2 separate regions of the Homo sapiens genome follow, and region 2 is linked to region 1. A link is a contact called in ENCODE Hi-C or POLR2A ChIA-PET data. All regions are on one chromosome and are shown on one strand. Each heading gives the region's core, a stretch centred on a gene start or an enhancer-like site at or near the end of the contact. The rest is flanking DNA. Distances are from core to core; before and after follow the strand shown.

The links. A loop is a pair of places that touch in the nucleus more often than their neighbours do. ChIA-PET counts read pairs that join two places held with the same protein, here RNA polymerase II (POLR2A). Pooled maps may share reads with other maps.
Region 2: a map of CD8-positive, alpha-beta T cell shows a loop between it and region 1 (19-fold over the local background). The contact joins the promoter of FBXW5 here to the promoter of SNHG7 in region 1. A Hi-C loop is called at or near these places in 1 of 168 maps with a recorded cell type or tissue (CD8-positive, alpha-beta T cell), 2 of 37 single-sample maps with no recorded cell type and 7 of 50 pooled maps. POLR2A ChIA-PET finds 5 or more read pairs at or near these places in 7 of 52 experiments (A549, AG04450, CD8-positive, alpha-beta memory T cell and 4 more).

What each region holds. Positions count from the first base shown.
Region 1 is chr9:136,726,371-136,730,549 of GRCh38, reverse strand. It overlaps SNHG7 (small nucleolar RNA host gene 7), which reads left to right and starts at 2,366. Exons shown (of 5, transcript NR_024543.1): 1 at 2,366-2,669; 2 at 3,464-3,504; 3 at 4,134-4,179. It overlaps LOC124900276 (cuticle collagen 2-like), which reads left to right and starts at 2,366. Exons shown (of 5, transcript XM_047424334.1): 1 at 2,366-2,669; 2 at 3,464-3,504; 3 at 4,134-4,179. SNORA17A (small nucleolar RNA, H/ACA box 17A) reads left to right here and starts at 3,671; the gene lies at 3,671-3,803. RefSeq lists an enhancer at 1,019-1,168 and silencers at 1,616-1,785, 1,939-2,618.
Region 2 is chr9:136,941,809-136,945,987 of GRCh38, reverse strand. FBXW5 (F-box and WD repeat domain containing 5) reads left to right here and starts at 1,250. Exons shown (of 9, transcript NM_018998.4): 1 at 1,250-1,394; 2 at 1,882-2,097; 3 at 2,482-2,639; 4 at 3,045-3,219; 5 at 3,293-3,441; 6 at 3,522-3,942. The coding sequence starts at 1,905. It overlaps C8G (complement C8 gamma chain), which reads right to left and starts at 745. Exons shown (of 7, transcript NM_000606.3): 1 at 530-745; 2 at 218-354; 3 at 1-59. The coding sequence starts at 667. RefSeq lists silencers at 1,207-1,786, 2,167-2,236 and an enhancer at 2,072-2,837.

The DNA of each region.
Region 1 (4,179 bases), core at 1,117-3,616:
ACCTAGCCTGGGCTGACCTGCACAGAAGTGCCATCTACCTACCCTCTGACCTCTGTCATGTGACCTGGGGCAGGGGATGTGACATCTCCACCTTCTAAGTACCCCACTGTCATGGGGTAGCTCCTCTCTCAGGTGCTGGGGCTCAGGTCCTCTCCTGGGTCTCAGCAGGTCATGGTCTGCTCCGGGGCTATGCATACTGGTTTCAGTAAGTGCTTGGTAGATCTACCCCGCAGCATGGAGCAAGTGCTGGGTCGGGTGCAATGGACTCAGTATCTCTGAAGGAGGAGATGTCTCTTGCCCTCTCTCCACAGCTAGAGCTTTCACTAGCTACAGAGCTACAGCCAACTCCTGCACCAGCTCAGAAGGTAGAGCCAGCTCCGGCTACAACTCGGGTGCTAGTTCCAGGATCAGAGCCAGCTCCAGCAACAGCTCCAGCAGCACACCCAGAGACAGGGGCAGCTCTGGTCACTTCTGTGCCGGCTCCACTATAGCTCCAGCATCCGCCCTCTAGCCAGGACCAGTTCCAAAACCATTTGCATGGTTAGGGCCAAATATCAGCATCAGGTTCAGAAAAAGAGCCAGGGCCAGCATCAGCTACAGGCCCAGCTTCAGCACCGCGGCTCACACCAGTGCGGGTTCCTGTACCAGCTCAAGAACTATGGCCACAGCCAGCACAACTCCAGATCTCACTCCAGCTGCCGCACCAGCTCTACCACCTACTCCAGAAACAGAGGCAGCTCTATCACCAAATCTGGTGCCACCTCCGGTGACTGCTCGGGCACCGGCTCCAAAACCACTTCCAGAGTTTCAGCCAGTTCCAGGTGTAGACCTCAAGCCAGTGCCAGGTTCAGAGGAAGGGCCAGCTGCAGCACCACCTCCAGAGCCAGAGCTGGCACCAGATATAAAGCGATGGCTGATTCCACAACCAGAACCAGAATTAGAGGCAGCTCCAGAGCTACAGCCATCTCAGACCTGCACCAGCTTCAGAACGAGAGCCAGAGTTCCTGCCAGCTCTAGAGCGAAATCCAATCAAGAACCAGCTCTAGCACCATATCCAGAGCTAGGACCAGCTCTGACACTTTTCCCAGGGCAAAGACTAGCAACAGCAACACAGCTAGAGGCAGCTCCAGAGCATCGGTCCCCGGGGCAGAGCCAGCTTGTCTCCAACAACCGTGTCAGTGCTAGGACAGAGCCTGCACCATCTCTGGAGGTGGAGCCTGCTGTGGTGCCAGCTCCAGCCCCAACACCAGAGCTAGAACCCAGCCTGCTGGTGGGGCCACACAGGGAGGAGCCTCAGACCGCGCAGTTGCAGCCCAGTTGCAAAGTGTCCTGGGGTCCTGCGCTGGGGCTTTTCTTAGGAGCCCTGGGGTGTTTTCTGGCTTTGCAAAGGCAATGAAAATTTGAGTTGAATTTATCACCAGCTCCTGCTCCCTCTAAGCCAGTACCCGAGCTGGAGCCAGCTCCTATGCCAGCTCCCGCACCCCGGCCTTCCTGGCCTTTGCCTGTGGCTGCAGAGAGCAGGCTGAGCCAGAAGCCTCATCTCCTGGTGTCCCCTCCAGGCCTAAGGCTAGAGCGGTCTGCGCTGTGCAATGCGGAGGCTGCCCAGCCCCAGGACAGCAGCGCGGCCTTCCTCCCGGCCCCTGCGGCTCAGGCCTGTCATCCCCTGCTCTGGAGCTCGCGTCCTGGTCCGAGTCCCGGCGGCTCCACCGTTCGCAGCCCGGCGACCGCGGCGAGTCGCTTGGCCGCGAGGCCTCGGTGTCCCGCCCTGCGCGGTGACCGAGGTCCCAGGACACAGCGCAGACAGGGCGCTAGTCAGGCCTGGCCGCGGTAATCCCGCCTGCCGGGACCCTCGCCCGCCTCAGCACTCATTAGGCGCCTGGTGTGTACCCGCGCCCATGGCCGACACCGGCAGAGCCCCTGGTGGGGAAGGGACGGAGCGCGTCGCGGGAGCCCCATGCTGCCCGGGGTGGGCGCTGCTCGACAGTCACGGGAGCCGCCCCAATGGCTGGGACCACCGGGACCCACGGGCTCGTGGAGCGTCCTCCTGACCCGGCCTGGGAATCCTCCGCGAAAACGGGGAGCCGCGCGTGTCCGTGGCGTGCCCGGCACCCGGCGGGTCGGAAACGGCGCGGCCCTGGCTGCTGGCCCCGTGGGGCGGTCGCGGTGCAGGACACGGGTCACGGCGCTGCCGCTGCTCTGCGTGGCGAACCCACACGCCCGCCCGCCAGCCACTGAGCAGCGCCCACGTGCGGGCGCGGGGAGCTGAACGGCCGGGGACCGCTGGGGGGCGCTGCTTGGGCGGGGCGGATTGACTCTTGCGGGCCGCCGTACGCGCTATAAAAGGCGCGGCGCTTCCCTTCTCGTCCTCTGCGTGCGCCGGAGGCTGCCGTGGCGGGTGGGCCGCCTGACTTCTCCTCCCGGCCAGTTCTCGAGCGCCTCACCGGGCCTCGCCCTGCAGCCTCGCTCTCGCTGGCGCTGCGCGGCCTAGGGGACTGGGCTGCTGGCCTCCGGGTGCGGGGTGGGGGCAGGCTCCGACCTGGGGCGTCCTGGCCGCGCGAGCCGCGGGATGGGGGCCCGGGCCGCGGAGGAGGCGCCGCTGGTGTGTCCCTTGGTGGAGAGGGCGCTGCCGGCCCTGCGCGGTTTCCAGCCAGGAAGCTTCGGGAAGCCTGGTGAGAGCTGAGTGCGCGAATTCGGATCTTAGAGAAAGGCACCCCGTTCACCCACGACCCTTCCGCTCCTGCCGCTGCTTCCCTGAGTCGCTCAGGCTGTGGGAAGATGTTTGTCGGCATCTTTGAAAAATTGATTTCTTATGCTGCGTCAGGTGGTTTCCTTGTCACTGTGGCTGCTCAGCGGGAGGCTGTTCTGGCGGGAGGAGGACTGCTCGGTTGTCTGGTGGGCATTCCGCCTCGTGGTCCTGGTCCCTTGATACCTGCAGGGGATCAGCAGCCCGCGTTTCGTGGCCACTGTGTTGTAACTCCAACTTCCCCTCCCGCAAATTAAGCGTAGAGTAAGGGGAGAGAGTAACATGGGTCGGATTTTTCTAGAACGGCCCTTGTGACAGTGAGCTTTTTGGTGGCAGGGAGCTTCTTTGGTCCGCCTTCCTGGAGACCAGATGCAGCAAAACGCAGTCTTTTTCTTTTCGAGACAGAGTCTCAGTTGCCCAGGCTGGAGTGCAGTGGCGCGATCTCAGCTCACTACCACCTCTGCCTCCTGGGTTCAAGCGACTTTCCTGCTTCAGCCTCCAGAGTAGCTGGGATTACAGGCGCCAGCCACTAGGCCAGCTAACTTTTTTTTTTTTTTTTTTTAGAGAGACGGGTTTCACCGTGTTGGCCAGGCTGGTTTTGAACTCCTGACCTCAAGTGATCTGCCCGCCTCGGCCTCCCAAAAAACGCAGTGTTTATGTGATGCTCCTCTGTGGTGTTTGCAAGATTTATACAAAATTGCGGTTTCTTTTTTTCTCTAGGACGTCTGCTCACTGGAGATGACACGTGCGTGGGGTGTTGGGTAAGTTGGTGCATTGGAGCTGGAACAGGGTCAATCCTCCAATGTAACTAAGCCCTCCTGTGCAACATCTTAAGTGACTGGAGGGACCAGTCGGTCTTGTGTTCACATTGAGGCTAGAAGCTGTCTCCAGGGGAGTAAAAACGGATTATTTAGTCTTCAACAGGACACTGCCCCTAGAGGCGTTGCAGCTGTGGCTGCCGTGTCACATCTGTGTCATTAGGTGGCAGAGATTAGAGAGGCTATGTCTACGCTCAGCGTTCTGCCCCGTGAACGTTTGAATGTTTGATAGTCTCACACTCCTGTTTTGTGGACAGGCATCTGTTTTCCTTCGCTGGTATCTGGGAGAGAGGGTGGGCCCTGTGAGTGGGCTTTCTAACTCTCGCGCTGGGCTAGGCTGGCCTCTAGGGGTCTGAAGGGATAGTGGGAAGGTGGAGGGTGCCTTCACCAGGAGCAGCCTTCATGAGTGAGTTTTAAGAACCTGTGAGGATCGGTCAGGTCAGGTGAGGTACGCGCTGGATCATGCCGTACACCGTGTCAGGATCACGCAGGACAGGACTGGGGAAGGGTTTGCTGGCGTCTCGGTTAATAGCAGTAACGGCAGCCGCTTGTGTTCTTGATTCTTTGCCAAGCATTCTTGTTATTTAACACGGGAAGGAGGTGACTTCGCCTGTGATG
Region 2 (4,179 bases), core at 1-2,500, 220 kb before region 1:
AGCGGCCGAGGACCCCTGTGTCTCCATAGAGCTGGCGCACCTGCCAGCAGATCCCATCCCTGGGGGGGCGGGGAGGAGGCACCACAGGCTGGGAGACCCCAACCAGGAATCCTAGTCCAGGCCACAGCCGGGGTGGGGTCAGGGGCCAGAGCAGGGCTGAAGTCCGGGGGCTGAGAGGAGGGTTGGGGTTAGGGTGCAGGGCTGCTCTGGGACTCACAGCTTTCGGAAGGTACTGACAGCCATGGCTGTGCCCTGGGGAGCCACATGCAGTGTGGTGGCCTCGGCCCGGTGGCCCTGCTCCTGCAGGAAACGGCAAGCGGAGCCCACAGCCACAAGGAGCCAGGTCCCTGCAAACTGGGGGCAGACCATGGGAGAACTCGAGGGCACTGTGGGAGGGCCCCTCACCTGCTTCCCTCTACACCCCCCACAACTTCACCTGCTTCCCTCTCCCCCGCAACAACTTCTACCTGTCTCCCTCTACCCCTCCCACAACTTCTACCTGCCTCCCTCTACCCCCCCCAACTTCTACCTGCTGAGCATCAAAATTGGCCTTGGGCTGGATGGTGCTGATGGGGGATGCGGGCCGGCGTGGCCTCTGAGGCTTCTGGCCCAGCGAGCCAGCTGCCAGGAGCAGAGTCAAGAGGGTCGCAGTCCCAGGGGGCAGCATGGTGGCGGCAGCAGGGTGGCAGGACTGTGGGAGGCCAAGGGTAGCACCACCAAGTCCCAGGACAGAGTCTACTCTGCTGTCACAGAGCCCAGCCCAGGAAGTCCATGTCCATCCGTTGCCTCCCCACCCCCCACCTCCAGCCTCCTCGTGAGCCTAGCTTCGATCTGCACTTCCTGGCAGGGCCCTGGCACCATGTCCTATGTACAAAGTCCGAGTTGACCTCTGGCTGTTTATCCATTTCTCCTGCACCCCTGATTTCCACCGACAGTCCTTAGCCCTTTACACGTTATCTTCCTTAAACCATCACCCAGTGGTCTTATCTCCATGGCCAACGTCACGGGGTTCATGAAGCCACTTGCTCAGGGCCCGGCAACAGGGAGCGCCGGAGGCGGGTCCCGAACCAGCGTTCGTTGAGCCTCGCCTGCAACCCCGCCCACGACCGCCGCCCGCTGGCCACAAGGGGCGCTGTTCCCAATGCGCCCGAGTGCGCGCAGGCGCACAAAGAAAAGCCGGCCAGGCCGCCGGAGCCCAAGGCGCAGGCGCACGAGGGGCGGATGCGGGCTACCCGCGCGCTCTGCCTTCCTCGGCCATCGATGCCTCGGGGCTCGTGGCGTCGGGCCTGGCGGGCTCCCCGTTGGGCGGGGGCGGCGGTCCGAGCGGCTGCGGCAGCGGAAGCGGGTCCGGGTCGCGCAGGGCGGGGGCGGCGCAGCGGGCGGAGGCGGCCGTGGTGAGTGCGCCTGCGGCCCTCGGGGGTCCCGCCTTGTCGTCCCCGCCCGCCTTGGGCGAGTGCAGGAGCCCCGAGGCCGCCCGTGCGCTCGTCCCCGCCGTCCGCCCCGAGCCCGCCGGGCAGAGCTGCTCCAGGGCCGCAGGGCGGAGGCCACTGCCTGGCCGCCCCGAGCTTCCTCTCGGCGGAAGCCCGTCCCCGGACGGCGCCTGGTGTCCCCGTGCCTCGCGTGCGGCGGTCCGGGCCCTGGCGGGCTGAGGGGCGCCCGCTGCCGGCCGCAGGAGGCCGGGGGATGACGCGGCGGAGAGGGGCCGGCCCGGCCCGCCCGGAGCTGCCGGGTCCTTGGTTGGGCGGCGGTACCCGGGCGTCCCCTGCAGACACGCAGCCCCGTGGAACTCCCGGCGGGACGGTTGGGGCTGGAGGAACAGGACGCCCGCTCTCGGCCTCCCTTCCCGGGCCTGGGCTGAGGGCAGCCGTTGGTGGGTTTCAGGGCCGCCTGGGCAGAATGTCACGATGGACGAGGGCGGCACGCCCCTGCTCCCCGACAGCCTGGTCTACCAGATCTTCCTGAGCCTGGGCCCGGCCGACGTGCTGGCCGCCGGGCTGGTGTGCCGCCAATGGCAGGCCGTGTCGCGGGACGAGTTCCTGTGGAGGGAGCAGTTCTACCGCTACTACCAGGTGGCCCGCGACGTGCCCCGACACCCAGGTCAGTGGCGTGTGGGGCCCCTACCCACGTTCTGCAGCCAGGGCCCCGGGCCCCTGCGCTTGGGGGTCAGCCTGGCTGGGGGCCCGCCCCGCGGCCCCGCGTGTCCATGCTCACCCCCCCACACCCTGATAGAGGCCTGTCAGGACACAGCGCAGGCGCCCCTCAGAGCTTGGAGGCCAGAGGGTTCATTGGGTCACTTGGGGGGTGGGGGGTACAGGGGTCTCTGTGAGCTACAGGGTTGAATCCCCCAGCCGAGGCCTATGCCATGACTAGTGGGTTCCAGGGGCACCACGGGGCCTGCCAGGACTGCTGGGGCCACACTCGGCTCATGGCCGTGACTGCGAGGAAGGCCCGGGCCCAGGACTGACAACTGCCCACCCGCAGCGGCCATGTCCTGGTACGAGGAGTTCCAGCGGCTGTATGACACGGTGCCCTGCGTGGAGGTGCAGACGCTGCGGGAACACACAGACCAGGTCCTGCACCTCAGCTTCTCCCATTCCGGGTACCAGTTCGCGTCCTGCTCCAAGGACTGCACTGTGAAGGTGAGGACGGCCAGGTGTCCTGCACACCCCACCCAGCTCTGCCGCAGCACGGAGGTCCCAGGACCCAGGCGTTCCAACCAGGTGGTGGTGGGGGGGGGGGTGGGTCAGGCCAGAGGTGACAGCAGCCTCCCTGCATCCAGCGGAGGGACCACAGAGGATCAGGAGCGGTGCAGGGTGGCCCTGAGTGCTGAGGAGAGGGTCCCACACACAGCCGCCTGCTTCAGGGGCAGGCTCCTCCGCTCTATACCAATGCCCCCCGAGTGGATGACAGTGGCTGGAAGGGGTCCCTGCTCCCTGGTGGCCTCTGAGTAGGGCTGGCAGAGCTGGGGCCTCATGGCTGTGTAGTAGCAGGCCCCCGCCCCGCGACCTGGCCAGGCGATCACTACAGCCGCCCCTGCCGAACAGATCTGGAGCAACGACCTGACCATCTCGCTGCTGCACAGCGCGGACATGCGGCCCTACAACTGGAGCTACACCCAGTTCTCCCAGTTCAACAAGGACGACTCGCTACTGCTGGCCTCGGGGGTGTTCCTGGGGCCGCACAACTCCTCATCCGGCGAGATTGCTGTCATCAGCCTAGGTGAGCACGGGCGGCGGGTTGACCCTGCCCCCGCCCCACGCCGACAGCCTGTCCAGCCCCGGCCTCCCCACAGACTCCTTCGCGCTGCTGTCCCGCGTGCGGAACAAGCCCTATGACGTGTTTGGCTGTTGGCTCACCGAGACCAGCCTCATCTCGGGGAACCTGCACCGCATCGGAGATATCACCTCCTGCTCGGTGCTGTGGCTCAACAATGCCTTCCAGGTGCGTGCGGGGCTAGGGGCGGGGCTGCCCTCCTGGGGCCTGGCGCCCGGCGCCCACCTGGCACGTGCCCCCGCCCCCAGGATGTGGAGTCAGAGAACGTCAACGTGGTGAAGCGGCTGTTCAAGATCCAGAACCTCAATGCCAGCACCGTCCGCACGGTGATGGTGGCCGACTGCAGCCGCTTCGACAGCCCTGACCTGCTGCTGGAAGCCGGTGACCCGGCCACGTCCCCCTGCCGCATCTTTGACCTGGGCAGCGACAACGAGGAGGTGGTGGCTGGCCCGGCCCCCGCCCACGCCAAGGAGGGCTTGCGGCACTTTCTGGACCGCGTGCTGGAGGGGCGGGCGCAGCCACAGCTGTCGGAGCGCATGCTAGAGACCAAGGTGGCCGAGCTGCTGGCCCAGGGCCACACCAAGCCACCCGAGCGCAGTGCCACAGGCGCCAAGAGCAAGTACCTCATCTTCACCACTGGCTGCCTCACCTACTCCCCACACCAGATCGGTACACCCCTGCCGCCATGCTGCCCGCCTCGGTCCTAGGAGCTTGGGGGAGGCCGGGCAGGGGTCCTGAGGGGCAGACAGCAAGCAAGTCCACAGGCAAAGCTGGGATCGTTCACTCGCCCCTGGGGTCACAAGCCCAGACCTGGGGCCTGTGGGATGAGCAGTGAAAACAAACGCAGGCAGGGCCGCTGGCCAGCAAGCAACCGACGGGCCTGATTCAGGTCTGGGGCCCCCGGAG